Regions from separate parts of the Mus musculus genome. Here all the other regions are linked to region 2. Evidence: chromatin loops called from intact Hi-C (ENCODE). Cell type or tissue: left cerebral cortex. All regions are shown on one strand. Links, peaks and the distances in the headings refer to the core of each region. The heading gives the core; the rest is flanking DNA. Region 1 holds the start of Gcnt4 (glucosaminyl (N-acetyl) transferase 4, core 2 (beta-1,6-N-acetylglucosaminyltransferase)). Region 2 has its middle 8.3 kb from the start of Gm41028. Region 3 overlaps Ankrd31 (ankyrin repeat domain 31).

Region 1 (10,703 bases), core at 1,130-9,129, 81 kb before region 2:
GTGTGGGTTTGTTGAAAGATTACTTTCTTGCTTCTCCTAGGGTGTAGTTTCACTCCAAGTATTGGTGTTTTCCATCTATTATCCTTTGTAGGGCTGGATTTGTGGGAAGAGATTGTGTAGATTTGGTTTTGTCATGGACTATCTTGTTTTCTCCATCTATGGTGAATGAGAGTTTTGCTGGGTATAATAGCCTGGGCTGGCATTTATTTTCTCTTAGGGTCTGTATGACATCTGCCCAGGATCTTCTAGCTTTCACAGTCTCTGGTGAGAAGTCTGGTATATTTCTGATAGGTCTGCCTTTATATGTTACTTGACCTTTTTCCCTTACTGCTTTTAAAATTCTTTGTTTAGTACATTTGGTGTTTTGATTATTATGTGACAGGAGGAATTTCTTTTCTGGTCAAGTCTATTTGGAGTTCTGTAGGCTTCTTGTATGTTCGTGGGCACCTCTTTCTTTAGGTTAGGGAAGTTTTCTTCTATAATTTTGTTGAAGATATTTACTGGCCCTTTAAGTTGGGAATCTTCACTCTCTTCTACATCTATTATCCTTAGGTTTGCTCTTCTCATTGTGTCCTGGATTTCCTGGATGTTTTGGGTTAGGAGCCTTTTGCTTTTTGCATTTTCTTTGATGTGTCAATGTTTTCTATGGTATCTTCTGCCCCTGAGATTCTCACTTCTATCTCTTGTATTCTGTTGGTGATGCTTGCATCTATGACTCCTGATGTCTTTCCTAGGTTTTTTAACTCCAAGGTTGTCTCCCTTTGTGATTTCTTTATTGTTTCTATTTCCATTTTTAGATTCCGGATGGTTTTGTTCCTTTCCTTCACCTGTTTGATTGTGTTTTCCTGTAACTCTTTAAGGGATTTTTGTGTTTCCTCTTTAGGGGCTCTAGCTGTTTACCTGTGTTCTCCTGTATTTCTTTAAGGGAGTTATTTATGTCCTTCTTAATGTCCTCTATCATCATGAGAAGTGATTTTAGATCTGAATCTTGCTTTCCCGATGTGTTGGGGTATCCAGGACTTGCTATGGTGGGAGAATTGGGTTCTGATGATGTCAAGTAACCTTGGTTTCTGTTGCTGTTCTTACACTTGCCTCCCACTATCTGGTTATTTCTAGTGCTACCTGCCCTGACTGACTGGAGCCTGTCCTTCCTGTGATCCTGGTTGTGTCAGAATTCCTCCAAGTCAAGCTGTCTCTGGGATCTTGTGATTCTGGGATCTTGCGATCCTGAGATCCTGGGTGTGTCCGAGATCCTGGGTGTGTCCGAGCTCTGGTAGTCAAGCTGCCTTTGGGACCTTGAGATCCTAGTGTGACCAAACTCCTGGGATCCTGGGATCCTCTGATCCTGGGTGAGTTAGAGTGCCTAAGAGTGGAGCTGCCACTGGCTGCTGTGGGGCTGGCTGCAGAGTTTGAGCCCAAGGACGCCAACCCAGACAGACCAGAAGGAACCCATGCCACTGGTCTGGCGGAGTTCCTGGGTGTGTCCGAGATCCTGGGTGTGTCCGAGCTCTGGTAGTCAAGCTGCCTTTGGGACCTTGAGATCCTAGTGTGACCAAACTCCTGGGATCCTGGGATCCTCTGATCCTGGGTGAGTTAGAGTGCCTAAGAGTGGAGCTGCCACTGGCTGCTGTGGGGCTGGCTGCAGAGTTTGAGCCCAAGGACGCCAACCCAGACAGACCAGAAGGAACCCATGCCACTGGTCTGGCGGAGTTCCTGGGTGCCTGGGTCCCGCTGGTCTCAGTTACTCCGGGTGTTGGGGACAGATGTTGTGTCCTCACCTCTGATCCGCCTACCTCTGATCCTCTGATCCTGGGACTTGCACACTTTTTAAAGCCAATGTAGGGAAACTGGAGCTCTCGGCTGAGATAGTCCGACACTTCGGAATTGACTGAATCTGGATTCTGAGTCCTACCCAGCTTCTCACCAGCCCGCCAAGCATGCCGCAGCCTCAGTCCATTTTAAAGATGGAACAGTAAAGAACAAGCCAATTGCGACTGTCTTGCTTAGTGCTACTCTTGTTCTGCGGGCAGATTCCAGGAAGTCTCCCTCTGACACCCCACTAGGAAGGCCCTTTGGGGTGAATCACTTACACACCTACAGTGCCTGCTTTACAATGTAAGCAAACACACAAGGCCCCTTAACAAGGACCCTGGGAGTCATGCTGCCCAGTTGGTTTAATGGGCGTGTACCTTTTTTCCAGCAGTCTTTCTGAGAACTCCAACCCGGCCGGATGCAGCATCACCCTCTTTCTCACCCCCCGCCGGAGGGGAAAGAGGAAGCGTATTCCGCATGTAGGCACTGATTAAAACACAACTTTGTACCCTAATTAGTCTGCAACACTCCACCTTCCCACTCCGCTGATAACGCCTGGCTAGGCAGCGCTGGCCGATGCTGGCCTCGCCCTGGAGAGCCCGCTGCATCCGACCAAGGGCGAGTCCTGCCGCCCCGGAGCCCAGAGTGGAATAGCAGACGTGAGTTGCTTTGTCACCGCCCTCTCCGGGACTTTGGACAAATCACTTAGCAATCCTTTCTGCCCACGCCTAGTTGTGTCTTGCGGGAGGGACAGCTGCAGAGAAGCGGGTAGCCCGGCCGGAGAGCCGCGCCAGGAAACTTCGGTCCCCAGTGCGGTGCGGGGACCCCCTGCGGGAGCACGGTGGCGAGCCCCTCTCTTCTCCCGCGTCACCTGGGGCCTCGGCGTTACCCCACTCCCTGCCGAGGGAGAGCGACTTCGGGGCAGTGCGTGTGGCCCGGAGCACCGGGGTGGCGCAGCAGCGGGGACCTTGCGCCCGGGGGTCTCAGCTCCCCGGTAGGTCGGCTTGGCCACGTAGGCAAGCGAGGGGCTTTGGGTGGCCGCGTGCGACCCCTCTCCCGCCCGCTACTTTCGCTTTCCTTCGGGGGAAACTTGCACGCCGCGGCGGGGGCGGCACGACCCGGGACTAACTGGATCTAGGCTTCTTGGCGGCGGAGCTCACGGGTCCCCCGGAGGTGGAGAGGACGGCGGGGCGACCGCAGTGAGCGTCCAGCAGATGCCGCAGCTTCGCAACCGTGAGTGGTACCCCGCGAAGTTCCCGGGGCCCGCGTGGGAGCCCTCCCGGGCTTCGGCTCCACGCGGGATTTCTCCAGAGAGTGGCGGGGACAGAGGTCCTGGGAGAATCAAGCTTCAGGTTGAGTGTGTCCCAGCCCGTGGCCTCTGCAGGGACGAGCTTCCTGCGTTTTAAGGTCAAGTTTTCCTGCCGCAGAGCCCGCCAGAAACTGTCCCCCGCTGTGAAGCGGCGGCGTCTCCCCTGAAGGCTGGGAACCGCCGGGGAATCCCAGCCCAAGGGAAGAGACTTAAGAAACCCCTTGTACGTGGGTGTGCCTCCAAGGTGAGCGCAGTGTGAGAATGAAAGCGTCGAGGTCCAGGTAGGGCTTGGAAATCCCGAGGGTTGTTCCTGTGCTGGGCAAGTGGAGGGGATGATACCAGTGTGGGGGCACATACCCCACAGCTTTTTTTTAACCTTTAAAACTTAAGAGCAATAAACAAGAAGAGTAAATGAGCTGGAATAATATTGAGTCTCTTGTATGACTGAGAGTCAGTGAAATCGCCTTTTAAAAATCTTGTACCCATAAAACATGCCCTTGTTATTTATTAAGCCTAAATCTAGCAACTAATAGTCTGTCTTGGCAGCTTTCGTTACTAGTGCCTGGAATAAGCAAGGTCTTTAAGTGAGCTACTGAGGCAAACTGTCTGTATTGCACTTTATAAGTATCCAGATCTCTGAGAAATGCTGAGCTTGAGTGTTACTGTATTAGAGAGATGGACAGAGGTGTGTGGCACAGGGAAGACCGGATAGAGAGCTAGCTCTCTTGGGAAGGTGTGCATACTCTTGCCTTTGAGAGGCCAGGTTTAGAGTCATTTGGTAAACCCTGCATATGCATATGCAATAAGGCCAGATGAAAACAGTTCCGGAATAAACTCCTCTCGCAGAAGGGGCTGGGGAGGCTGTATGTGACACTGCCTTTTCTACCCTGACCGAGGAGACACAGGTGATGTGAATGACCTGGTTCCCTGGGGCTTATCATTAGCACTACACAGTGTGAGTTCCGCTGAGTAAGCTGCAGAGATTTTCCTTAGATTTGTGCAGCAGGAACAACACCTGGAGACAATAAAATTGAGCAACCCGGAGTCCAAAAGTCAGCTGGCCAAACCAAGGTGTTGTGTGATCACAGTGAGCTGGGCCCTTGCTGAAGCTCACCTTTTATTGGGGTGCAAGTCCCTTACTAGAAAATGGAAAGTGGACTAAGGCTTAGTAGGGATGGTTTAAACTGAGGGATTTGGGGAGTAAAGAGTGTGGTAAGAGCAGAGGAGAGCAGGAGCAGTCGGGCCAGGTCCCGCCCACTGAGCCTGACAGGACAATGGAGATGGTGTTACTGAGGAATGGTGGGAAGTGGGCCAGTGACGTGGCGTGGGTGGGTCTTTGAAACATCTTCACACCTGTGAGTATCCTCTCACATGGTTGTGTTTAAAAACAAAAGTAGCCAGGTGCAGGTGCAGGTACCGGAGGCTCCCAGGCCTAGCTACTTGAGAGGCTGATGTAGGACAATCTCTTGAGCCCAGACACTAAGCACTCACCCTGGCTGCTGCCTGGAGAACTGCAAAGGCCATAGAGCCAACAAGAAGTAAGTTAAAGCCGCTGTCCCTTTGGATAACTTCTGAGTAAGGGCTGCGCTCTCCCTAGCCTATCAGTGTCAGGTGCTGAATGTGACTGGAGACCAACTAAAATAAGAGAATCTAAGCCATGCATGGTACACTCATCTGGAATTCCAAGACTCAGGAGGCTGAGGCAGGAGGATGCATAATGTGCTTGGGCTACATAGATTCAGAATTGTCTAGAATAATTAAAAGGAGGAGGAGGAGGGAAGAAGGAGGAAGGAATGAAGGCGATACAGGATCCACTGCTTGCGAGCGTATTGGGGAGGCACAGAACAGGTAGCATCAGTTTTAGTGGGGCGGACAAACTTGGCCCAAGCCCTTTAAAGACACTTGTCTGGTGTTAATTTGCATTGCTTTGCATGCATTTGATATGCATTGCCATATGCTGGTAATTTTCCTACCAGGGTCTAAAGTCTGAAACTTCAAGAATAAGGGGGGGGGGGGACCAAGATTAATCAGGAATTAAATGCAGCTGTCCTGTCCTAATAGACAGGAATTGTGGGTTCCATGTGGATTTCGGGGTGGGGGTAGAGGGGATAGGGTTAGGTCTGTATTTACTCTTTCAGAAGGTAGGGAAGCCGGATATCATCCCACTCCTTATTATGTTGAGACTTTGTTCTGCTGAACTCGTAGTGAGAAAATATAGGAAAACGGAGAAGCGCAGAAGGAGGCTGGGTTATATAAAATGCCAGAAAGCGGCATTGAGAGGTTGAGCAGACAGAGCCTGAGGTGGACAGAAGGGAAGGCTGGATCTCTACTGAGCAGTCTGAATTTTTAGAAAATGTATAATCTTAGAGGATCTAACTAGATCTGGTGGTGCACGCCTTTAATCCTAGCACATGGGAAGCAGAGACAGGTGAATCTCTGCGTTCGAGGCCAGCCTGGTCTACAAAGTGAGTTCCAGGACAGCCAGGGCTAGACAGTTGAAAAACTGTCTCAAAAACAAAAACACGTATAAGGTTTTAAAACTAGTAAATTCCCCCAAATTTGGATTTACTGGGAAACAGGCCATTATGCCTTAGGAAAATATTAGGGACACAGGGTATCAAAAACCAGGCAGCCTACATGGTACACACATGCAATCCTAGCATATCAAAGTTGGAACATGGGCTGGAGAGATGACTCAACCACTAAAGGCTGGGCTCACAACCAAAAGTTGGAACATGGCCAGTTCAAGGTAACCTGTAGCCATGTAGTCAGTTCAAGGCTAGCCTAGAATATATGAAACTGTATAAATAAGTTAATTCATTAACTAGATAATTAGCTAGAATGATAAAGCAGATAAGCAGCCCAAGAAACAAATGATAGTTTTGTTGGTTGGAGCAGTGTTCCTGTGTGTCCATAGGCCAGCTGCTTCAGTGTTACCTGGGAACTTAGAAGCACTACTTCTGAGACTGCCCGCCCAGGGGGCTGTGTGGGAACCTCTGGAGATGTTGGGCCCAGCTTTCGTACGTTCTCTAGATCCTCAGAGCAGCTTTTGTTCCTCTTGAATTTTTTGTTCGTTGGCCCCTCACTTTGCAGTTTTCCTCATGAGGGACATCATATTCAGGGCAGGCTGCTTCAGATCCCTCCCTAAAAATCCTTGGGGAGAAGTGTACTGAGCAAGACACAGAGCCACTCCACAGGTTGTCAGCTGTCCCTTCCTGGTGGCTGGGTCTAACCTCAGATCCCTCAGGGCTTCAGCCTTCTGCAGTCTTGTGGTTGTCAGCCATCCAGGTCAGTGGTGGCTTTGTACCGCTGCCTTTTTCTTTTTCTCCTTTGGCGACCTCCTTCTGAACAGTGACTCATGCCAAGTGCAGTCAGCCATTCTCCACGGATGCTCCTGCAGTGAGCATTGGTCAGTGGTGGGCGTGCAGTTGATGTTTGGGGCCAATGCATTCACTCTGCATCTAGATGTCATCATTCAGGATCCAAGCGTGACAAAACTATCTGGCCAGTTGGGTCATTAAGGTCCAGGCCAATGAATTAATGACATGTGGGTTTCTTTGTTAGTGGCCCTTCTCGAAGCTAATGAGGCACAAAACTGGGGCCTCTTTTGTAGTCCTGTGGAGCCAGCATGAGAAGAATGACCCTGGCCGGTGGTTCCTGGCAGTGGTCGCCTTTGAGTCTCTGCTATTCTGAAAGTACTCTTTTAGTGTCAGCCCTGCTTATGTAACCCTATCCCAGCACACAGCCCCTGGACAGAGTGGTCAGCAATAGTGACAGGGGCTGTGGGGGAGGGGCAGCATAGATGACATAAAAGTGAATTCAGGAAGTAAAATTCGCACATTAGAATTCCTCTTTGCTTCATTTCAGTTTCCTGCTGGAGTCCCCTGTGTGTGGGGCCGGGGATGAGGGGGATGCAGGGGTGGTCACCTTTATTCTCTTAGGGTTAATTGCAGGACCTAAACCCTGGCGCCATCTACCTAAGAATGATCAGAAGCCTATGGGCAGATGCAGTGAGTCTTACGGGACAGGGGAGCTCTCATAAGAAAATGAAGACTAGCGATGCATTTGATGGAAACCTGACAAACTGTTACCAGCTATGAAAGTGGGACAAAGGCAAGAGGCCTCCCGTGGTGGGTGGAGAGGAGAAAGGACCAGGAAGAAAGGCAAGCACCGCAAGCTTCGTGCAGGTTCCGTGACAAGCAGGGCACTTGCTCGTTTTCTGTGAGAACTCTCTCAATTTTTATTTTGTGTTATGGTTGCCTACATGCACATATATGTACCACTCGCATACCTGATACACACAGAGGCCAGAAGAGGGGTTTAGATCCTGCCACTGTAGTTACGGGTGCTTTTAGACCACCATGTAGGTGCCAGGAACTGAACCCAGATCCTCAGCATGAGTAGCCAGTGCTCTGAACCCCTGAGCTGTCTCTTCAGCCCCCTGTCTCCTGCTTTCAAGGGTGTGAGCTTGCTCCTCTGATGGCCAAGTGTATGAGGTGAGAAAGAGGGTGACATATTTGATGGCAGCATACTGTGTCCTGAACATGAGCACACTCCAGTCAGATTTCTTTGGCTGGTCACATCCTCTGCTGTCCAGCCTGTTTTTCTCCTTCTAATCCAGTTAAAGGGAAACTCAATGTGATTGTCCTTTTGACCAAGATCTAATTGTGCTTAGGCATGACCCATCAGCCTATCTCATCTTGGATGGGTTATGCTGCGTGGGAACTGTGACGACAGGCCAGTGACTGTAGGTGGTAAAAGAATTCAAGACAAGACAACACAAAAAGACGGGACTAGAGTTTATTAGATACTCTAGTATAGATAGCTACAACCAGCTAAACCACCTGCCCGAAGGCATTGTATGTGTGTGTGTGGGGGGGGGGGGGGCTGCAGTTGTAGAGGGTTCTACTCAGACATCATGTCAGTGTTATTGTGCCCTAGTTATTTAGGGCTTATCAGATAGATATCTGTGTGGGGCTCTTATCTGGTTAGGCAGAGGTGTTATTATTTTGCTGAGGAATACGTTTTCTAGGGTGAATTAAGTCTCCGTGGGGTTGGCTCTCTGTGCAATGCAGCATGAGCCGCTAAGGGTCAGACTCCTGATGGGCTGAACTGCTCATTAAAGCCAGGAAGTCTTTGCCTTGCCTTGCCTTGCCTTGCTGTTGTGACTGCTCTAAAATGGATTGCAGCTAATGCAGAAAGTTAACTCTTTCTGGCCCTGTCCAGAGGCAGCAGGGTTGTCACTTGCTCTGAGCCCCAGCCTGTATTGAGAGAGCAGCCTTGTTCAGCGGTTAGAAGAGTTTGGTATAGCTGTCCGTCCCAGTAATATATATACAGCTTAGGTCCAAGGATCAGTAAAGCTTCTCTACTTCTCCTGGTGGTCTACAAGATGGAGAGGACCAGGGCTGCGCAACACGTGGCAGTGGCAGCGGAGAAGCACTCTGGCAGGCCCGGAACAATGGCACAAAATGAACACCGGGCTCTTCTCCCAGCCTGCCACTCGCCTGTGTAAATATCTGAAAGACCAGGGTGGGTGCATCCACCCCCACATTCCACCTAGGCAGAGTAGGGACCTGGCTCTGCTTAGCCATCATGGTCCACCAGGTTCCTTCTGTGGTAGCCTGCCCAGCTGTCATCCTGCCTTCCCTCAGCTGCCAGATCCAGAGACTTGCAGCAGACAGATCAGGAGAAAGATGTGGAATGATACACAGAGCAGCCGTGAGTTAGGCTGCACAGGAACACGGCTAGAATGGTAAGGAGTTTGCACAGCTGAAGGAAGGAATGTGGGAGGGGATAAGAGAGCCTAAGAAAGGATCATGAGAAAGCCATCACCATAGCAAAAAAAAAAAAAAAAAAAAAAAGAAACCCATGTGTCTTAGTTAGGGTTTCCATTGCTGTGAAGAGACACCATGACCAAAGCAACTCTTGTACAGGCCAACATTTAACTGGGGCTGGCTTACAGGTTCAGAGCTTCAGTCCATTATCACCATGGTGGGGAAGCATGGCATTGTCCAGGCAGGCATAGCACTGGAGAAGGAACTGAGAGTTCTGCATCTTGATCCAACTGCAGCCAGGAAAGGACTGTCCCCCAGGCAGCTAAGAGGAAGGTCTCAAAGCCCACCACCACGGTGACACACTTCTTCCACATCTACTCCAACAAGGCCACACCTCCTAATAGTGCTCCTCCCTGGGACAAGCAGATTCAAACCACCAAACCATGAAAGAGACATTTCCAAATGCTAGCTAAGACATTGTCTAAGACATTGTCTCTGCACACTGTGACAATTGGCCCTTGTCAGCCACTCAACCGAATTAAGGAGGAATTCTGAACTGGTGAGGTGAGGGTGTCTCCCGAGAGGACTGACCTGTGGGGCAATGACATATTCTCAGGATGGGCAGCACCTTTCCATCAAACCTGCAGAGAAAGGGTCCCTCTGTCTTCCTCTTCTTTCCAGACAAGTACAGCTTTTGTGCTGCATGTTACCAGACTCCAGCTTCTTGGGCTTTCTAATGTGCCTGCAATACCAGCGACTCTCCAGGGAGCACGCAGCTTCAGTGCCAGACCTGGACTGAGCGCCCAGCTTCCAGGACTGGGATGCTCCCAGGCTGTCACCTCTCCAACGTGCACATGGCCATCACTAACTCCACCCCTGCTGTGTATGCCAATTTTATGCACTTTATATATATAGTGTGTGTGTGTGTGAGAGAGAGAGAGAGAGAGACTCAGAAAATGTATCTTTATGATCCTCATTAGTGTATAAATATAGGATAATAGACATTTTAGGGTTTAAGAAGGAAATTGACATAGGAGTTATAACCAAGACACCAAAATCACCATAGCACGGGGTGGGGACTCTCACTGGCTTTAACCCTTTCACTTGCCTGTCTTGTGATCCCATGAGTCAAGTCCCTCTTTTTTAAAATGTATTTTCAGAATTTCAGACTTGGAGATAGTTGTATGTACAGCTGTGGGTCCCTGCCTGACAGCCTTGAACTGTAAGTAGAGGAAAAACAAACCAAAAAGCCTTTGCCTATGGAACCTGTAACGGCTACCCCTCAATGACAGTTCCTGGGTGTGGAGTGGACAAGGTGCTTTAAGCAGGACTCCGTGTCCTGGATTGTAGGGCAGCGGTTGGTACTAGGCCAGCTGTTTTAAATGCCTCTAGGCTGACAACCAGCTATCCAATTGTCCTGCCACACAGCATGCTCAGAGCATTAATTCAACTACTGTCTCACCATGGTGGGAGTCAGAGCTTGCCTTGCTCTTCCTAGACTAGGAGGTAGGTAGAGGCCAGCTTTCAGGACATCTCATTGGTGACAGACTTGGGACTCAAAACCACTGGTTCCCAATTCTAAACTTGTAGGATGTACCCAGAGGTCAGCTGGAGGGGGCAAATGTGTGTCAAGTTGGGAGATGGGGCCAGAAGGAAGGGGTGAGGGATGCACTCCTGGCTTTGAGCTGTTCAAAATATTCTTGAGCCACCTGGTACCATATCTTTTTATTGAAAACCTGCCTCAAAAGTCCCTGTGTGATAAGAACATCTCAAGAAGGGAGCCCACATACAGAATGATGCTAGACACT
Region 2 (10,703 bases), core at 1,722-9,721:
ACAGGGACCCCCAATGGAGGAGTTAGGGGGAAGGACTTAAGGAGCTGAAGGGCCTTACCTGGCATCGACCGGAGGGGAGGCCCTTGGTCCTGTGAAGGCTTGATGCCCCAGTGTAGAGGAATGCTAGGGCTATGAGGCTGGAGTGGGTGTGTGGGGGGGGGGCACCCTCATAGAAGCACAGTAAGGGGGGGATGGTATAGAGGGGTTTGCAGAGGGGAAACCGGGAAAGGGGATAACATTTGAAATAAACAAATAATATATCCAATTTAAAAATAAAAATAAAAGAATGTGCAGAGCACAGATCAAGCCTTATGTGATAAGCTTAACTCAATGCCTAGCCACTATGGAGGCTTGGGAGTGGGAGTGGAGGCGGGGTGTCTGATTGTGCTTTTAAATAGTGCTGCTGCTTTTTAATTGGGATCAACAAACTTTTTCTATAGAAGGTCAATGTTTTGGGGGAAGAGGGGATTTGCATCAAACTTGCCATTCTCCTGCCTCGGTTGTCATAGTGCTGAGACTGCAGCTACCCACCCAGTTAAGGACCAATGTCTTAATTCATTGGGGATGCTGTAACAAAGTAACACAAACCAGGTTTGCTTTTAAGTAGTAGAAGTGTGTTGTTTATCATTTTGGAGGGAGCTGGTATAGCCAGGCTATCCCAGACCTCTCTTCCAACTATCTTCTTAGTGGTGTCTCTATAGGCCAATAAAAGACTGAGGGAGCTCCTTCCTAGATGATTTTATGATGGTACCAACCATTCAGGAAAGCATTGGTCTATCACCCATTTTCCTCCTAATACTATCATCTTGGGTTTTGAAAATGTAGGGTGTGGGCTGGAGAGATGGCTCAGCAGTTAAAAGCACTGACTGCTCTTCCAGAGGTCCTGAGTTCAATTCCCAGCAACCACATGGTGGCTCACACCCATCCGTAATGAGATCTGATGCCCTCTTCTGGTGTATCTGAAGATAGCAACAGTGTTCCCACGAACATGAAATAAATAAATAAATCTTAAAAAAAAAAAAAAGAAAGAAAGAAAGAAAGAAAATGTAGGGTGTGAACCTAAGGGCTACACAAATACTCAGTCCACTACAGCCCAACAGTAGCATTGCAGTCTCTGCAGACCAAAGAATTCATCACAACCACTGTTTTTGTATGAAAGTAGCCACAGACAATATATAGGCAAATGAGCAATGCTGTGTTCCAATAAAGCTTTACTTACAAACCGAGGAGCTGTCCCAGAGGTCACAGCTTCTGACTCTTGCAAAAGGACAATGATGACTCAATAAACACAGAGCTCATGTGTTACCAGACTTAGTCTCTAAAGGGAGATACAGGTACTCTCGTTTCACAAGAATGAGTTAACACTGTCAGTCAGCAACACACCCAAAGATGCCCCCGATATACACTCAGATCTCGGTGACACGAAAACAATATATGCTCTACACTAACCAGATATTGCCAGAGTATTAGAGAATTTCTAACTTATAGCTGGGTGTGGTAGCTTATACTTGTAATCCCAACACTCAGGAACCAAGACAAAAGATTCACTTCAAGTTCAAAATAAGCCTGAATGAGCTACATAGTGAGTTCAAAGCTAGCCTGGGCTACATAGTGAGTCGCAATCTCAAACAATCAAAAACTTTTTTCTAAAAGTACAGAAACCTTTTATTAAGTGAATTCTGAGTTGTATTACATTGATACTATGACCTTGGGTGTATTTTGTAATGTCTAAAAAGTTTGGGGGTGAATATCAAGGTTTTTGATGATAATTTCTGAGATCTGAATTTTTTTGTTGGTTTTTTTTTTTCTTTTGGTTTTTTGAGACAGAATTTCTCTGTATAGCCCTGGCTGTCCTGGAGCTCACTCTGTAGACCAGGCTGGCCTCGAACACAGAAATCCATCTGCCTCTGCCTCCCGAGTGCTGGGATTAAAGGAGTGCGCCACCATGCCCGGCTCTGAATTTTTTTATAAACATTTACTTTTCTCAATTTTGTATATATTTATAATAAACACATAACTTTCATTAAAATTAAATTAAGGGCTGGTGAGATGGCTCAGTGGGTAAGAGCACCTGACTGCTCTTCCGAAGGTCCAGAGTTCAAATCCCAGCAACCACATGGTGGCTCACAACCATCCGTAACGAGATCTGACTCCCTCTTCTGGAGTGTCTGAAGACAGCTACAGTGTACTTACATATAATCAATAAATAAATCTTAAAAAAAAATTAAATTAAGTTAAATTAAATTAAATTAAATTAAAGAGCACATTAGGTGGGGGCTAGCTCTGGGGAAAAGACGCTCTCCTCCTCAGTCCCCTGATGCCCTCTGACTTCAGGTGATGACTAAACCCCCAATGAATTCTCTCTTTGGTTTAAAAAAAAATCAAGAATGAAAAGCCAGACAAGCCAACAACTGTAGTATAGCAAAGCAAGGGACAGGGGAGACAGCACAGTTAAGTGCTCACCATGCAAGTCTGAGGAGCTGAGTTCAGCTCCAACACCCACATGAAAATGCCAGGCGTGGTGGTTCACATTTGTAACCCCAATGCTGGGGACACAGAAACAATTGGGTACTTAGAGTTCACTGATTTGCAGGCCTAGGCTGGAAAGTTCCGGGTCCCAGTGAGAGATCCTGTCTCTGAAATTAAGGTACCCGGTGCCAGAGAATCAATACTAGAGGTTGACTTCTGGCCTTCACTGCACCACCCACTAAAAAAAACGCATGGAGCTAATCTAGTTGGATAATTATGAACTAGCAAATGTCTCTGCAATTATCAATAAGATCTCTACCTCGGATTGAATTGTGCCTTGTAAAATCTCAGAGTTATAAAAAGATAAAAAGTATCCATTGATACTTTTGATTTCAAAAGCAAGCACCGAATATAAGTAACAAAACAGCTAAGCAACGTCAAACTTAGCTCTGTGAAGGGTAGAGACAGCTCTCTTGTGTTTATATAAAGACACACAGGAAGGATATATTTTTTTTAAAACTAATACAATTGTGACATAGGACAGGGAACTTTATGGTCAGGCAAGGGAAGAAGTCACCTCAGGGCACATATATCTCTATACCTGCCTTGATTTTTAATGTGTCTCATCTACTTAAACCACACTTTACGACTCAATAAAAGTTAACCCACTTTCCCCAAGAGCTCCAGTGAACAGCAAAGAATTCAGAGGCAAACCCCTGAGAAGCAATTGACGTTGTCCCAGAAAAAACTAGAGTGTCTAACAAAGGCTCAATATGGTTCACTCACATCAAAACCAAGGGGTTGAAATCAAAGGATTTGTGATGTGAGTGCGTGTGAGGTGTGTGTGGTGTGTGTGTGATATGTGTGTGTGGGGTATGTGTGTGTGTGTGGGAGTATGTATGTGTGTGTGTGATATGTGTGGTGTGTGTGAGAGAGAGAGATGTGTGGGGTATGTGTGTGTGTGAGAGAGAGAGGTGTGTGTGATGTATGTGGGATATTGTGTGTATATGTGTGATGTGTGTGATGTTTGTGATATGTGGGGGTGTGTGATGTATGGAGGAGTGTGTGTGATATATGAGGGGAGTGTGTGTGACATGTGTGCGTGGGGTGTGATCTGTGTGTGTGTGTGTGTGTGTGTGTGTGTGTGTGTGTGGTGTGAGCTATAAGTAAAAGAACAATGAATGGTGTCAGCACACTGGAATCCTAAATTAGAGGATAGCCTGACACTCTGTAGGGAAGCTGCTGGGTGGGTGTGATTGGAGGGCGATTGTTTATGTTCACCATCCCATCTGCATTTGTTTGAAAGGGGGAAATTACAAAAAAAAAAAAAAATACTGCAGGAGCAAGCAGGGTAAATATGCAGAGTCTACACAGCACGCAGGCCGGAAGTCTTCCTCATGAAGACATCCATCTGACATCCTTTCTTCAGATAGGCTTGAACATCTCTTTATAAATGCAAAGCAAACTCTATGAAATGCAAACATTAAAATCTGAGCAATTTGAAATTATTCAGATTTATCACTTTATAAAAATTCCAATTTTGTCGTGGCCAGCCTGGTCTACAAAGTGAGTTCCAGGACAGCCAAGGCTATACAGAGAAACCCTGTCTCGGGGGGAAAAAAAAACAATTTTGGGCTAGAGAGATGGCTCAGCTATTAAAGACTAGGCTCACAACTAAAACTACACTCCAATTTACCAGAAAGCCATAGACATTAAAGTGACAGAGGGCTCCCAAAGCAAGCTGGTTAGCAAGGCTAGTAGCCATAATCAATTAGCTCTGAGTTTGGTTAAAGACCCTGTAGGGCATGTGGGACCTTGTGACCAGACAGGCATAAGAATGGTAAGGTTGAATGAACTCAGACCCTTTGAGAACAGGAGTGGAGCCATCCCCTGCCTACCTCTGTCTGTACTGGAACCATGATACCCCACTGAGGACCATGGCGCTGCTGGATCGTGTAACATAAACATCTGGAGTTCTCCATGCCAATGAGGATAGATAGCCCCCCCCCCCCCCAAGTATTCAGCCAGTGAGCTTACCCCTTCCTGGGTATTCCTTCCCACAGAAGGTATTTTATCCCTGAATAAAGGGTATGCCTTCACATCCACGGTCAAATAAACCAGTATTAACAAGCAAGGATCATCTTCTCTTTAGGATCGCCATGGGAAATCGGGCGTGGCGGCGCACGCCTTTAATCCCAGCACTTGAGAGGCAGAGGCAGGCGGACTTCTGAGTTCCAGTCTGGTCTACAGACTGAGTTCCAGGACTGCCAGGACTACACAGAGAAACCCTGACTCCGGGGGAAAAAAGGGATCGCCATGGGAAGGCTTTCATCTTAAAGAGCCGAACCTAAAACTCCCGAGGAAGGCTTTTCTCTTTCAGCCCCTTCGGTACTTTCCACCCTCCACACTCACTCCGATCAGGTTCCGCCCAGTTCCTGGCTCTGCCTTTCCCCTCCCTGTCTGACACGCAGTCCTCCTGGGAGGGAAAGTTAAATGAACCCCTTGTTCCCCACTCCCTACGGTTCCCAGAGAGGAGATGGGAACCTCTGTGTACTTTCCACTTCGGACTTACCGCCGCCTTCTGATAGTGATCGGAGCACATCCCACCCCCACCCCCACAGAGAAACAGGATTCGACAGGACCCCGTCCCATTGAATAAGGGGGAAGGACGATGGGAGAAAATTCTGAAAACAGTTCTGGCTTCCATAATGCGCTCATATCCACTTACATGCACACCTCCACATGTTCCCCATACATGTAAACATGCATATACGTGGAGAAAGAAAAATGCTTTCTAAAGATTAGAAGGTACATGAGATATAGTAAATTATGTCATTCTTATGCACATGTGTTGGAAACTGATTCTAATGCTTTATCTTACTTCAGCTCCCAAAAGCCGCACATCCAGACCTGAGCATCGCTGCCCCCAGCTGGCTTCGATTGATAATAAAGAATTGCCATACAGCCAATGGCTGGACAAGGAGATGGGGCAGGACTTTTAGATTGCACGGGCAAGGGACATAGAGAGGGGGAGAAGACAATCGCCATGACTCAGAGGGAAAGGGATCAGATTTAAGAGCTGCAGAAAAACAATCATCCGGCAATGCAGGTGGAAAGGAGGCGGGGGGGGGGGTGGGGGGGGGGGAGGACTTCTTCCCAGAAGGCAACAAGGCAGCAAAGATAAAACATAGATTTAGAAGGTGTTAAGCCAGGAATAATCCTGACGAGTTGCTTTTAGCTAGCTCCATCTAGAGGTGAGAAAAAAAATAATTGCCCGTGTATTGGAGAGACTAGGAATTAGATCCCTGACAGGCAAATAGAGGCGAGTGCCACAAATAGAAAAACAAAAACAAAAACCAGAACATTTCCAGCCTTTCCACCGCCCTCCGCACCAGAAGCAACGGCCTGGCAGCTTGAGACAAGCATCTGGCAGGCTTTTTCTCTCCCCAGTAAGGTTTCACCTCGCACTCCCGTGGCCATTCCAGGCTGATCAGATAAACTGAAAGCCTGTCTGGGCGTGCTTCACTAAAGCTGCGGGCCTTCCTCCGTCTAAACAGAGCAATTCTTAATTAGGGGAAAAGAACCATCCTTAACCAAGAAAAAAATCACTTAAACGCAGAGTTATCCCGGGAAAGGGAGCCGTGTCATCTCCCTGCACTCCCGCGGACTACTTGGGTCCCTTGCTGTGTGTCTCTCCTTCTTTGTCTCCAACTGGAACAAACTGTTTACTGAGGTGCCTGTTTAACACATCACAGCAACATCCTTCAGTCCCTACGTGTTACAGGATCCTTCTGGCTGACAAACCCTACCCCCTACCGTAAACTTCTCCAGCTCAGAAGCTGGGCTGCCCTTCCTTCCCCTCGGTGGGCTTCCCTATATAATGCAGCCATTTTGATTACCAGGGCTTTTGTCTACCCTTTACTCTCCTGGCTCTCTCTCCCCTCTCCCCTCTCCCCTCTCCCCTCTCCCCTCTCCCCTCTCTCCTCTCCCCTCTCTCCTCTCTCCTCTCTCCTCTCTCCTCTCCTCTCCTCTCCCCTCTTCCCTCACAAGTTCCTGCTCAGAAACTTGTCAGCTTTGAACCCTCCCAGAAGTCCTTGCCTCTGTCTATGCTATCTACAATAAACTTTCTTCACCATATTTAAAATCAGTGGCGTTCTTCCAACTTTTTTTTAAAGATTATTTATTTTATGTATGTGAGTACACTGTAGCTGTCTTCAAAGAACACCAGAAGAGGGCATTGGATCCCATGAGCCACCATGTGGTTGCTAGGAATTGAACTCAGGACTTCTGGAAGAGCAGTGAGTGCTCTTAACCACTAACCCATCTCTCTAGCCCCGTGTTCTTCCTTTTATTTATTTTTTATTTACTTTGTAATTTTTCCTACATGTGGTGACAAAGCCCAGGATTGGCATATATCAGTTCCCTTCCACAGAGTTCAGCCTCTCCGAACCAAGCTGCTGATCTGACTCCCTGACGACGTGTATACAGATCATCTGTTTCTTCTCGCGTCTGTCATCCATCAAATTGTACCCCAATTTCTAAAGTCTGTCTTCTCAGCTACTTCTCCCCTCCACGTGTTCTAACAATTCCTCTCCTTGTCTATGTCATGATTGTATCTCCAGCTCTAGAGCAGTGGGTTCCACCCTTCCTAATGCTGAAACTCTTTAATACATGTTGTTGTGACCCCCCAACCATAACGTTATTTTCACTGCCACTTCATAACTGTAATTTTGCTATTTGTAAATATCTGCTATACAGGATGTGTTTTCATTTTTAAAGCTGAGCAAAATTAAAGCAGAGTGATTAATTACAAAATATGTAATTATATATCATGAAATACTTCTAATTACAAAAAAAATGAAATTTTATCCTAAAGCATGGTGTAGCATGGGGTAACAGTCTTAAACTAATAATAGCAAACTACCTTGCTACATTTTGCAACAGTATATATAAAAGAGCAATGTCAGTGGGAAGGTTGAGATTGCTTCTTTCCCACCAGAAACTCTGGGAGTCTTTGCAAGAGCACAATGAAGATCAACTTTTACAAGTCTATGTCTATATTTAGACATGCTAACCATCAAGCTATAAAAAGCTGTCTCACAAAGATATATTGTTGGAAATGGAGGAGGCAGGGCAAACACTTTCTCAGACAGAATGTGATATGACTGGAAACACTTGGTCAAGAAGTTTGTAAGCGGCATTGCGGAGAGCTTAGTTCTTGTTGCACCCCTGTTAACGACTTTAATTAAGTTGTTGCTTCTTGTGTTGCTCAGGAATATCTTCAGCTTTGACCGTGAGTGGTTTTCTGGTGAGTACAAACAGGACATCTGGTATATTGAAAACAATGCAAGGAAATTTCATCTACAAGCATGTCCAAGTGTTCTTTCACAGAAATTATCATGGTAATCTTTTTATCTGATTCAAGGTCATGTTCCTCAAAGAACACAGATATGTAGGCATCATGGTTTTGTGCACTGTGTGATGATTTTCTTGTCCTATTCAGTGCTGACTTCTCTGCCCCCATATTTAGTTCCAATGGGACACAGCACTGTAATGCTTATTCCAAGTAGCTCCTGTTTCAAGTTTCTATAAACATTGTTCCTTATTTATTCTCTGACTTGTCAGTAAAGTTGATCAACCAATAACTGAGCAGAAGAGAGAATAGTGATGGGCTTCCACCAGTCTAGGGGAGGAAGAGAGACAGGAGAAGACCAAACCATTAGGAGAGGTATAAATTAATTATTCTTAATATAAATGTAGGCAGTGAGTTAATCAAACAGCTGTATTTCTTTACCTTATGCTAGTCACCAATAACCACACACACACACACACACACACACACACACACAATTCATTCAAAACTGTGCCCCAATAGCTAAGCAGTTGAATGATCTACCTTAGCATCCTATACTAATCGGGCTACCTCCCAGCCCCACCCCATGATACTTACATATTATGATAGATCTGGCTCTTCAGGCTTAGGTGTGTTTCTGTGATCTCTCTCAGGGTAGAGGTTTGGTCTTTTGCTATGCATTGTAATGCTAAATGCTGGCCCCCAAGACCTGGTTGCCCCCAGGAGTGAGAGAATCTGCATGTACACAAAGTAATGCTATGTGATCGAGCTCCCTAATTTAAAACTGTTAGTTAAACCGGGCTTGGTGGCGCACGCCTTTAATCCCAGGACTTGGGAGGCAGAGGCAGGTGGATTTCTGAGTTCGAGGCCAGCCTGGTCTACAGAGTGAGTTCCAGGACAGCCAGGGCTACACAGAGAAACCCTGTCTCGAAAAACCAAAATAATAAATAAGTAAAATAAAGCTGTTGGTTAAATAAAGATGCCAACAACCCATAGCTGGACAGAAGAGAGGTAGTTAGGGTTTTGATTGCCAGGCTGGGGGTCTGAAGAGGATCATGAAGAAAAATAAAAGAGGTGGAGAGAGGAGAAGAGACCATGGGGTAGGTGAGTCATGAAAACATAGCCACGAGGGAGTCATTTGGAGTTAAGAGCTGCTCGATGGAACATGGCAGGTTATAACTTGGGGTTATTGATGGGAAAGTAGATTCTAGTAGCTTAGTGGATAGATATCTGCCCAGCTCTAGTGCATTAAAGTCTTGTTAGAAATATAAACATTGGCCGGGCAGTAGTGGTGCACACCTTTAATCCCAGCACTTGGGAGGCAGAGGCAGGCGGATTTCTGAGTTTGAGGCCAGCCTGTGAGTTCCAGGACAGCCAGGGCTACACAGAGAAACCCTATCTCGAAAAAACAAACAAACAAAAAATAAACATTGTATGTCTTTTATCTGGGGATGATCAAAGTGGTTAAAATGATCAGAATGATCAAAGGTGGTGTACTGGCTGGTTTTGTGTGTCAGCATGACACAAGCTGGAGTTATCACAGAGAAAGGAGCTTCAGTTGAGGAAATGCCTCCATGAGATCCAGCTGTAAAGCATTTTCTCAATCAAGGGGGAAAGGCCCATTGTGGGTGGTGGCATCCCTGGCCTGGTACTCTTGGGGTCTATAAGAAAGCAAGCTGAGCAAGCCAGGGGAAGCAAGCCAGTAAAGAACATCCCTCCATGGCCTGACTTCCTTTGGTGATGAATAGCAATGTGGAATGTGTAAGCTGAATAAACCCTTTCCTCCCCAACTTGCTTCTTGGTTATGATTTTTGTGCAGGAATAGAAACCCTGACTAAGACAGGTGGGGTAGAAATCCCCGATTGAGACTAATAAATAGTAGAACAGTTCAGACCCCTTCTTCATGGCTCCAATTCCTCCATCCCCCCCCCCCCCCCCCCCCCCCCCCCCCCGGCTGATCTGACTCTCCCCTCTCTCCCTCCCTCCTTTGGATGATGTAAGTCCTGCCCACTTTCTATTCTGCCCAGCCATTTGGGTGATCAGAACTGTTTACACAAACCTGAAACAGGAGTTTCTTGATGTAAGCATGCTATGTCCCATTGATGTAAGATACAAGGGTAGAGAAATCAGCATTTGAATAACCCGAGAGGAAACAGTGTACAAGAACTTTATGCTTATAGAGGGTCTGAGACACCGTGGGGGAAAAACATCTGAAACAGAGAGAGCTAGAACATTAAACTGTGAGTATCATGGGGGTTTTGGCTGGGGATAGCCAGATTAGATTAGAGGTTTAGAATAGATTAATAACTGCTCAGCTATGCATTGTAAGCATATAATATAAAAATTTAGTCTCTGTCTCAATTACTTGGATGCTAGCCAGGGTTAGAGAAAAACTGTCACCCTTCTAAAATTACATTAACAAACAAGGTCGGCAACATGTACATTTTATTTTCATCCAATTTTTTCCCCAAAACCGACATTCCATTTGGGATGATCAGATCTTTTCAGATAAATTGAGGCTTGTTAGAGTTAATCATTGCAGTGATAAATTTATCTCATTCAAGATGCAAAGATGTCATCCAACGAAGCTATTGTCTTCAATTTATTTTATCGCTGAAAAGTGCTTCAAACTATGGTCTTGCTGATAGGTTATTTCTTTGCAACTGGTGAAATGAGCCATTTCAAGACAGATTAGGTTATATTAAAGGCAGGTTTATTGGGAAGCTGCTCTTGGATGAGTTCACTGGCCCCAAGGACCAAGGCCAGGGAAGTGGACAAGGGGAAGAGGGTGGTAGGGGAGGGTGAAAGAAAGTGAGAAGGGGGCACGTGCATGGAGAGAGAAGAGAAGAGGGAGAGAACAAAATGTCTGGATTATACAGGG
Region 3 (10,703 bases), core at 1,380-9,379, 150 kb before region 2:
CATCACCTGGTCAGCTTGTTAAAATAAAATACGGATTGCCTAGTCCTACCCTCAGAGTCTGCTTCAATTAAGTGTACTAGTTGTCTATGTTGCTAATGACAAATTATCACAAACTTAATAGTTCTTAAAAGCAACATGCACATTTGTCCTCTATAGATCAGGAGTTTTAACACTAATTCACCAGGCCCTTTGGCAGTAATTTTAATAGGTTTCAATATAGGTGCTATTTGGGACTGGCTCTCACCTAAAGGCTGGACTAGGAAAGGACTTTAAGATCATGTGATTGCAGAATTTATTTCTTCAATGTGATTGTACTAAAGGCCTCAGTTCCTCTGGACTGATGGCCACCTTCAATTTGTTGCTTAATGGACTTCTCCAATATAGCTATTTTGCCTTCAGGAAATACAAGCTGAAGTCAACAGGATGAGTCTGTGGGTAGTTATCAAGTATTGTAATCTTCAGTGACGTAATCAAAGATGTTAAATACTCTCAGTGTTGAAGTATTCTTTTTGGTTAGGAGGAGATTATTCAAGGGGGGAAGAGTACATAAAACAACAAGCATCAGTTCTGAAGAGGGTGTCTTAGGATTTGCTCTCTACAGTAGATTTGAGCTGGGGAATCTGTGTTTGTAGAAGACTCACTAGGTACAGTGCACTTGCTGTTGGTGTGGTGGATATTCTTCTGTTTCTTACCCTAACCCTCTGTTTGGCCTTTTTATCAATCTCCATCTTCTCTAATATGGTTCATGCAGAAAACAAACCTTTTGGTTCCTGGGTTTCAGGAAGGGCTTTACTGTAAGATGAAGTGAATGGTTGCCATTCATTTCAGAGTTGGAAAAGGGAGCTCAGAGTCCCAACTTTACTCTGTATCAGTCAGTTTTCCTGTGCCCACACATAACTGATGAGCCGAAGTGCTGACTGCCTGGGATCAGAGAGGCTTTTTCCCATGATTCTCCTTGCAGGGACTTGAACTGGAGCATCCCACATTCTGCTAAGGCATTTCACCCTTTAGCAGAGACATTCCAATTTCCCTTCCCCAAATTTGTTCAAGTCTACCCTCTGTTCTGTATTTTCTTTGATAGTTAAAAAAAAATTTTTTAAAGGCACTGTAATATAGCAGAGTATAGGGAGGAAATACATGATCTGTTCATTGTTTTTACTTCCAACTTCATCTCTCTTAACTTACACTGCAAAGAAAAGACTTTAAAAGAGGCTCCTTGGTCTTTTGGTATAGCATTGGAAATGTAAATGAGTTAAATACCTAATAAAAAATGGAAAAAAAAAAAGAGGCTCCTTGGAAGGTGATTTTATACTGAATTTTCTATGGAAGAAAATCAGAATCCAAGGCCAGTTTGTTACTTGGCATCATATGGGCTAGGAACATGCACACTGAGCAACAGCTGTAAGAAAGGATAGAGTTTCATGATCTATCCCAGGTGAACTCAAGGTTCTTTTGCCTCAGCCTCCCAACTGAGTGTTGGGATTGCAGGCATGCGCTAAAAAAGACAGCCTGAAAGTTTCTGTAATGCCAGAATTTGGTTATTTTAAGAAAAAGAATGTACTCCATTGTCACAGGACTACTGATCGAGATGAGTGTGGAACTGAAACAAGTTTGTTTTAACCAAGTGTTTGAATATTTGCTTGAATCAATGCAAACCACTGTTATTTCTTCTCAATCTAAGATTTGAACCAAAAGCAGCAATTTTTTCAGTCCAAGAAATCATAATACAGTTTTTTTAAAATTATTTTATAGCTCACTTAGCATGAATTAATTCTGAAAATTAACTGATATGTTCCCAGTTTAGAAACACCTTGAAGGAGACATCTAGTAAAAGCAAATATGATATCCAGTAGGTAGTATCAATTTTATCATTAAAACTTCCCAGTGTTTCCAGGAGTTTTATCTATTATATACCTTCTATATACTTAAATATAATCAGTTTGCAAGATTCTTAGCCAGTTATCTCAAACTCCTGTTCCTGTGACTCCCTACATAGTGATGGTCTCTTACCTGGAACTGTGACAAAAAATAAACACTCCATCTTTATTTTAAAAGAAAATAGTTACATGTTTAGTGTAGTACATCCTGTTTATAGTATTATCAGGAAATAAATCTATATTTTCTAAGGTCCTTTATAAACAATGAGCATTTTGCAGAAAATAAGGCTCAGATTTGCTATAATTACAGGCGTGAACACAACTGGAATCGGTAAGAGGAACAAGAAAGGAGAAAGTCAGCTCCATGTGGCTGCCAGAGGAGGAAATCTTTCCCGAGTGAAAGTGCTAATAGAAGCTAGAGCAGATGTGAATCTCAGAGATAATGCAGGTTTGAGGCCTTTTGACTGTTTGTCTTTTCATTTGAACTCACTGAAATACTGTTTTGTTTTGTTTTTTCCTTTGCCCCTAATTTTGATACTGGGTGATACTTAGCTAAGTTTGAACTGTATTTTTATACTACATTTTAGTTTGGTAAATTAGTGACTAATAAGATTTATCATCATTTCAATGACTGTCTCCTTTGAAACAGTTTTTATAATTAGGACATTCGGAAGGATGCACAGAGTGAGAAGGGCAGGGAGTTAGGTTTCTCCTGGGAAGCTCTAATCCCATTCCCTGATTCAGGAGGAAATGCAAAATGTCCCAACTCCTGTCTACTCTCTGCTCCCTTTATTTGACTCCCTCTTTTCCTCTTTTGTTCTTTCTTGTTCAAAACCTGTTCTAAAAATCATGTTTGTGACATTATGCTTATACAGAAAACAGTCTTGTGTAAATTAAAGAGGGAAATGCAAAGATTTAACTGAGTCGGGTGCCACTTTAAATAGAAACGTAGTAGCACTGCAAATCTGAGATAAGAAAGCTGGGTATTATCAAAACTAAGCTGAAATGATTAGCAGTTTTCCTGTTCCTGTTTTGCCACTTTTATCACCCTATTTAGGAAGAGATTACCCTTTTTCCAAAAATGAGGCTTTTATGTTTTAAAACAATACTTCTAAAATTATTTCCTATTCAATACTTAGTACATTTTCATGTATTTTAATAGTTATTGAGTTCACTAGCACAAGACCCCTCAAAACACAGATCCTGCATGCGTCTTAATGGTTATGGAGCAGCTTTGTTACTTTTTCTTTTCCAGGTTGGACTCCCCTTCACAAGGCAGCTAGTGGGGGATTTGATGATGTAATTATAGAGTTATTACAAGCCGGTGCAAATGTAAACTGTGAGAATATAGATGGGATTGTGCCTTTACATGGTGCTTCTGCGGGGAATCATTTAAAGGTAATGGTGCTTGTCTGTTTTCTTAGGAAAATGAGTGGAAATGAAAATATTTCAAGTGAGAGCTAACGTGATTGCTTATACTAACTAGTACATGTTTTTAAAGCCTGCTAAAATTATGAATGAAGATACAATGTTGTGTGGGCATTCAGTACACATATTAATGACTTATCTTTCCATTGTCTGTCACATGTCATGTAAGTCAGAAGAAAACAGTCTAGGAATCTAATTTTAATTTTAATTGTCTAAGATGATTCCACAAAGGGTCTGATATTAGTGATGACACATGTGACAGATATTTTGGTTCTTAAGACAGGATCTTAATGTGCAGCCAGTGCTGGCCTCAAATTTAGCTTCTGCTTCAACCGCCTGTGTTCCGGAAGACAGCATGATTCCGACACCCGTCTGAGGCATTCTTTTCTAACCTACAACTTCTCAGTAGTCCTGAGGGGAGGCTCGAAGTGATTGCTGCTTGATGTGTGCGGTGTTGTTTACTTTACTTTTTTCTACCAAGCAATTCAGTAAACATGCACAGGAAACTAAAAGGCCATTGTTTCAATGACACACTATTTCAAATATTGACCTTAAAACTCAAGAGTTTTGTTTCTAGGTTTTAAAAAGAGAATTGTTGTTGTTGTTGTTGTTTGTGTATGAGTGTTTTACCTGCATTTAATGTGTGTGTACCACATCCATGCAGTACCCTCAGAGACCAGAAGAGGACATCAGATTCCCTGGAACAGAAGTAACAGGGTTGTTACTTGCTGTGGTTGTTTGGAATCCTCCCTGGATCTTAACCACTGAGCCATCTCTCCTGCCCCAGAACTCACTGGTTTTAAACTCATCATCAGTACCCTTCGTCCTTCTTTTTCTTCTCCTCTTATCTTTTTGACAGATCTAGGGAGGAGAAGTCTTACTATTACCAAAAATAACACAGGGCTGAGGACACAACTCAGTCAGAAGACAAACTTGAGGACCTGAGTTCCATCCCTAGAACCCACATGAGGAAAACCCAATGTTGAGGGAATGGAAGTAGGCAGTTCTCTGGGGTCCACTGACCAGACTCCCTTGCCTAACCAGGATGCACCAGACTCCAGTGTCCCTGTCTCAGAGACCAGAGACCCTGTCTCACAAAACAAGGTTCAAGACTTATAATGAATGACTTTGGAGGGTGACCTCTGGCCTTCAACCATGTGTACATGTGCACACACACACACATGGACATGAACACGAAATGTTTTGAAACTCTCTTGAGTAGTTATTTATATGTATATAGCCTTAAGAACACAGTAATAATAACTTTGTAAATTTTCCCATGCTATTTCAGCCTAAAAATAGTCATATGTTACTGAATTTTATATTTACAGAGATAGGAGATATGAGCTAATATTAAGACCAAGATAGGTAGGCTTCTTTTGAGGAACTCTTTGGACTTTCATGTATTTAAAATAATAATGAATGAACAAATTCTTAAGAATCTGTTGTTTTTACAAGATCTGGCTAGTAAGCCAAATTGGTGAGTTATAATTAAGTGAGAAAAACTTTTTATTATCTGATTGATTAACTGAATGGGGGGTTATTGTTATAAGTATAAATACTACATGATGACATTCTCTGCCACATAAATAAATTTTAATAGTGGAGAAATCAATTTTAGACTATTATCCTAAAAATAAAAAGAGTACATTTTAACAATTCTATCATTGGTATTTGTATTGGACAGCTGGAGATGTTTTTGTTTTGGGGTTTTTTTTTTTGTTTTTTTTTCTTAATTTATTACATGTAAGTACACTGTAGCTGTCTTCAGACACTTCAGAAGAGGGAGTCAGATCTCATTACAGGTGGTTGTGAGCCACCATGTGACTTCTGGGATTTGAACTTCGAACCTCTGGAAGAGCAGTCGGGTGCTCTTACCCACTGAGCCATCTCACCAGCCTTGTTTTTTGGGTTTTTTTTTTTTTTTTGAGACATGGTTTCTCTGTATAGCCCTGGCTTTCCTGGAACTCACTTTGTAGACCAGGCTGTCCTGGAACTCAGAAATCTGCCTGCCTCTGCCTCTGCCTCCCAAGTGCTGGGATTAAAGACGTGTGCCACCACTGCCTGGCTTGGAGATGTTATTTTTTAAAAAACGTATAGAACTTAGTATATAGTGATAATCTTGTCTAAAATTGATCTCATCACTGCATTAATGTTACAGCTATGAACTATAAAGAAAAAAGACAGGTGGAATATGGAGGTATCTATGTAAGTGTTGTCTTGTGTTCTATTCTTCACAAAACATTATTCTCTTCCTAAACAAAACTACGAATATGCATCCCGTGTTTCTGCTTAGTGAAGCTATTTAGAGTGACTCAGTGCCCACTATTTTTATTATTGTTGTGTGTAGGTCTGTGTGTAAGTGAATTTTCATACCTGTGGAACCCAGAGGTCAATAGCAAGTTTCCTGCTTAATCATTATCCGTTTTAGTTTTGAGACTGGCTCTCTCAGTGGATATATAGTTTACTTACTGAGCTAAAGCGGCTGGTGAGAATACCACAGGCATCCTTATTACCCCCTCCGTCTTTGAGATTTTATTTATTTTATGTGTATTAGTGTTTTGCCTGCATTTGTGTCTATGCATCCTATACATGCAGTGCCCAAGAAGGCCAGAAGAGGGCATCAAATCCTTTAGAACTGGAGTTACAGATGGTAGTATGTTTTACTTTAATCTTTTTGGATGTGGATCTTTTAATGGCTGAGCCATTTCTGCACCCTATCCTAATTTTTAAATTAGTAAATATGGAGCACAGACATTTTGAATAAATAAGGGTTAAGAGAATTTGTTTCCTAATTTGTTGCATTCAAAATATTAACGTATAAAGCCGAATACTGGCTCAGTGTTTAAGAGCACAGACTATACCTTCCAGACTATACCCACATGGCAGCTCACAACCATCTGTAATTCCGGATTCAGATGATCAGATGCTCTGAGGGCACTGCATGCTCATGGTGCATAGAAAGCAAAATGCGAATACACATAAAAAATAATATGCAGCAAAATACCCATATACGTACAATAAAATAATAATTTCCTGATGTCTTTGCAAAACACATGAAACTCAAGAAGGAGGAAGACCAAAGTGTGGATACTCTGTTCCTTCTTAGAATGGGGAACAAAATACCCATGGAAGGAGTTACAGAGACAAAATTCGGCGCTAAGACGGTAGGAAGAACCATCCAGAGACTGCCCTACCCGGGGATCCATCCCATAAACAACCACCAAACCCAGATACCATTGCATATGCCAGAAAGATTTTGCTGACAGGACCCTGATATAGCTGTCTCTTGCGAGGCTATGCGAGTGCCTGGCAAATACAGAAGTGGATGCTCACAGTCATCTATTGGATGGAACACAGGGCCCCCAATGGAGAAGCTAGAGAAAGCACCCAAGGACCTGAAGGGGTCTGCAACCCTATAGGAGGAATAACAATATGAACTTACCAGTACCCCACCCCCTACCCCCCCAGAACTGTAACTCTAGTTGCATATGTAGCAGAAGATGGCCTAGTCAGCCATCAATGGAAGGAGAGGCCCTTGGTCTTGAGAAGATCATATGCCCCAGTACAGGGGAATGCCAGAGCCAGGAAGCAGGAGTGGGTGGGTTGGGGAGCAGAGCAGTGGGAGGGTATAGGAAACTTTCAGGATAGCATTTGAGATATAATGAAGAAAAGGTCTAAAAAAAATAATAATTTCCTAATGTCAAAGTTCTTTAGTAAGAAGAAAGACTGTGCTACAAGGAAGAGTAGATTATAAAAGATGAGATTCTATATGTGATAATTAGGTAAACTTAAAGAATTTCACTTTGTACATATCTTCAAAAGAAAAGGTTAAATGCTTGGAAGAAAATAATATTGTACTGTGGCACTCATGTATTTGAGTAAAGTAAAAGATAAGAGTGGCCAAAAGAAATGGGTTGTGAGAAATTGAAATAATCAATTGTAAATTTCATACAATAAAGTTATTTACTATTAGAAGAGTATGTGACAAATTAAAAATGTCTCATTGACTAAGTACCAAGGCATGGTGACTTCTGATCCCTACATCCACCTGTTATGAAAGAAGCGAAAAGGGGGCAAGAGAATGTGTACAGAGGCAGAGGAGAGTAGACTGTGCTGCCCCAGAGTGCTCTGGTGTTTAGTTATGTGCGGGTTTGTTTCCCTTCAGCTAAGAGGGAACACGGGAAGCTAATGGGAAAGAAATAAAAATAATTATATTTTCTCTTATACCGATTCTAGATTTAATTATATATACGTGGGACCATTAGGACAAGAAGGAAACCAGCCAGAGGGAGGAGGAGGAATGAGCAAGGGAAGTGGTGTGTGTGTGTGTGTGTGTGTGTGTGTGTGTGTGTGTGTGTGTTTGTGTGTGTGTGTGTATAAGAGCAAGGCTCAATAATATACATGCATGAAAATTTCATAATAAAACCTATTATTTTGTATTCTGAGAAATTTATTTAAAATTTGTAAAGCAATAAAATTCTAAGCCCAATGAACAATAATTTGTCTGAAACTATAATAGATAATACCTAAAAATGATTTTAATAGAGAAATATGTCTTATAAAAAGTAATGCTGTGATTTAAATACAATTAAGTTACAATTAAACTTAAGCTAATAAAAATATATTTGGAAAAATTATTAAAATATAATGTTGACTCTAGAAATGTATACAACTATAACATGACCAAACAGAATTTATATCAGGAATCTGAGATTAGTCTTTTGAAAGTCAGTATAATCTATCAAATTAACAGACTGAAAACAGAAAATGCCTGGTTATTTGGAAAAATGAACTGTGTCCATGGATTAAATACTTACTGTTGCTTATGTGTTTGTTCTTAACTAAGTTAGCAAATGGATTCAGTGAGATGCAGAATCTCAAGAGATTTTCATAAAACTAATAGGCTTGTTTTGACATTTATACGGAACTGAGAAGAATGTGAAATAGCTGAGACAGGTTGAAAGTGCAGTCTTAGTTCATGCCGTCTATAGAGTTGTGGATCCTTACTCTGTACCTGTAATAGTAAAGACAAGCACATCAGGCCAGAGTATCTCAGCAATAGCACCACTGACATTTGGAGATGACTCCACAGCCTCTGCTTGTGAGAACCAGACTGTCTCCAGACATTGATGAATATGTCGTGCTGCATACATACTGTGGGGCACAAAAAAAAACCCACCCCAATTAAGGACCACTGAGTTCTATACACAAATCAATTGGACAGAAAGCAGCATGTAGAAATAGACCCACAAATGTGATCAGCTGATTTCCGACATGATACAGAGATGATTTGGATAGAATGGAAATTTTTAGATTTTTATTTGCAAATTTTATAATCCCTTATCTTTTACTATATATAAAAAAATAACTTAAAATGGGTCATGGACCTGAAAGAGTTAATTAAGGCAACTTCCTTAAGAAAACAGAAGAAAATTTCATGATTTTTCAGATAGGCAAATACTTCTTAAATAGAGTCTAATAGGCATCATTTACCAACTCTGGTAAGTTAAACTATGAAAATAGAAAAAATAAAAAACCCTTCAAAGCCGTGAGTAAAGTCAAAGAGGATGACTAAGGCTATGGGCAGCTCTATTTCCTACGTCATGTTTGTGATAAATAGTCCTGTCTGTTGGCTCAGTGACTTTTAAATGTCTCCTTTGTCTCTTTATATAAGCAGAAAGATAAAATCTATTGTCACATAGTGTGCATCCATTTTACTCAAATACTGACCATAGTTTTGCTATCAGATGTTTCCATAGTTTTGGATCTCTGGCTCTTGGCCTGATTCACTCATAATGTATTCTAATGGTTAGCTCTTCTTAATTTTGTTAAATTACAAACTTTTAATGTGCAACTTCTTTTAAACTTACTTTATTTTTTTTTATTTTATCTATGTGTGTGTGCCTGAGTGTATTTGTGTACCACATGTGTGCAGGAACCTGTTGAGATCAGAAGACATGTTGGATCTCTTAGAACTAGAGCTACAACCAGTTGTGATTAACCACCGTGTTAACATACAACTTTTTGTTTTAGTTTAGTTTAATTTTTATTACATCCATTTGTGTTGGGGGGGCTATATGTATGGGCACTTGTAGGGTAATCATGGCATGCACAGAAGTTCAAGGGTAACCTGTAGTAGTAGATTTTCTTCTATTATGTGGATCCCAGGTATCAAACTCAGGTTATCAGGCTTGGCAGCAAGCACCTTTATCCACTGAGCCAATTCTCTAGCCCTCCTAACACTCAATGTTGAGTAGCTGAGGGTAATCTTATTTATGTTAGAAATGCTTGGTCATTTGTTTTCCTTCTGTAAAATGCCAGAGTTAGAATAGATCATTTGTAAGTGCTACCTCCATCTTTGATATCTTATGATCATAACTACTAGAATATGTATTTCTATAGAGAAAATTTTAGGTTGGCTATTAGGTTGGTAGGTTAATTTCCCTGAGATGCTCATGCAAATAGAGCTTCATTAACTACAGTGGATTGGTAACTTGCAGTATAAATGTACTAAAATGTAGTCCAGAGGCAAGGCTTACCATCTTCTTTACTCTGTCCCCCTGCTGGTTGGGCTGTACAGTAGGGCTGTATCAGTGATTCCACATTTTCATACAAATGACTCAATCTGCACTGTGTACACCTGTGCTGTCCAGTACAAAAGCTAGGAACCACATTTTGCTATTTGAATTTGAATTAATTTAATAAAGAATTATGTTGGTCTTGCCCAACACCCGCAAGGGCCCACACGGGACTCCCCACGGGACCCTAAGACCTCTGGTGAGTGGACCACAGTGCCTGCCCCAATCCAATCGCGCGGAACTTGAGACTGCGGTACATAGGGAAGCAGGCTACCCGGGCCTGATCTGGGGCACAAGTCCCTTCCGCTCGACTCGAGACTCGAGCCCCGGGCTACCTTGCCAGCAGAGTCTTGCCCAACACCCGCAAGGGTCCACACGGGACTCCCCACGGGACCCTAAGACCTCTGGTGAGTGGATCACAGTGCCTGCCCCAATCCAATCGCGCGGAACTTGAGACTGCGGTACATAGGGAAGCAGGCTACCCGGGCCTGATCTGGGGCACAAGTCCCTTCCGCTCGACTCGAGACTCGAGCCCCGGGCTACCTTGACAGCAGAGTCTTGCCCAACACCCGCAAGGGCCCACACGGGACTCCCCACGGGACCCTAAGACCTCTGGTGAGTGGAACACAGCGCCTACCCCAATCCAATCGCGTGGAACTTGAGACTGCGGTACATAGGGAAGCAGGCTACCCGGGCTTGATCTGGGGCACAAACCCCTTCCACTCCACTCGAGCCCCGGCTACCTTGCCAGCTGAGTCGCCTGACACCCGCAAGGGCCCACACAGGATTCCACACGTGATCCTAAGACCTCTAGTGA

The links. Peaks named below come from ENCODE experiments on the same cell type or tissue, not always from the same donor. Only the 100,000 strongest peaks of a DNase experiment are listed, where the experiment ranks them.
Region 1: it touches region 2 in a loop (4-fold over the local background); 10 of 42 quality-filtered maps call a loop at or near these places.
Region 3: a loop joins it to region 2, with 3 times the contacts of the local background. A loop is called at or near these places in 29 of 42 quality-filtered maps.

The regions. Positions count from the first base shown.
Region 1 is chr13:96,922,143-96,932,845 of GRCm38, forward strand. Gcnt4 (glucosaminyl (N-acetyl) transferase 4, core 2 (beta-1,6-N-acetylglucosaminyltransferase)) reads left to right here and starts at 2,571. Exons shown (of 3, transcript NM_001166065.2): 1 at 2,571-2,806. In left cerebral cortex, for the core only: a CTCF peak has its summit at 4,625; DNase peaks (open chromatin) are centred at 2,503, 3,085, 3,259, 3,912 and 5 more places; H3K4me3 peaks cover 2,843 bases; H3K27ac peaks cover 5,378 bases.
Region 2 is chr13:97,002,666-97,013,368 of GRCm38, forward strand. No RefSeq gene overlaps it. Among named protein-coding and RNA genes, the nearest start is that of Gm41028, 8.3 kb to the right of the region's middle. In left cerebral cortex, for the core only: a CTCF peak has its summit at 5,720 (motif pointing left); DNase peaks (open chromatin) are centred at 3,609, 4,898, 5,666 and 7,662; H3K4me3 peaks cover 1,430 bases; H3K27ac peaks cover 911 bases.
Region 3 is chr13:96,849,469-96,860,171 of GRCm38, forward strand. It overlaps Ankrd31 (ankyrin repeat domain 31), which reads left to right. Exons shown (of 26, transcript NM_001370928.1): 17 at 2,188-2,325; 18 at 3,133-3,275. Among named protein-coding and RNA genes, the nearest start is that of Gcnt4, 70 kb to the right of the region's middle. In left cerebral cortex, for the core only: CTCF peaks have their summits at 3,981 (motif pointing right) and 5,904 (motif pointing right); DNase peaks (open chromatin) are centred at 4,003 and 5,919.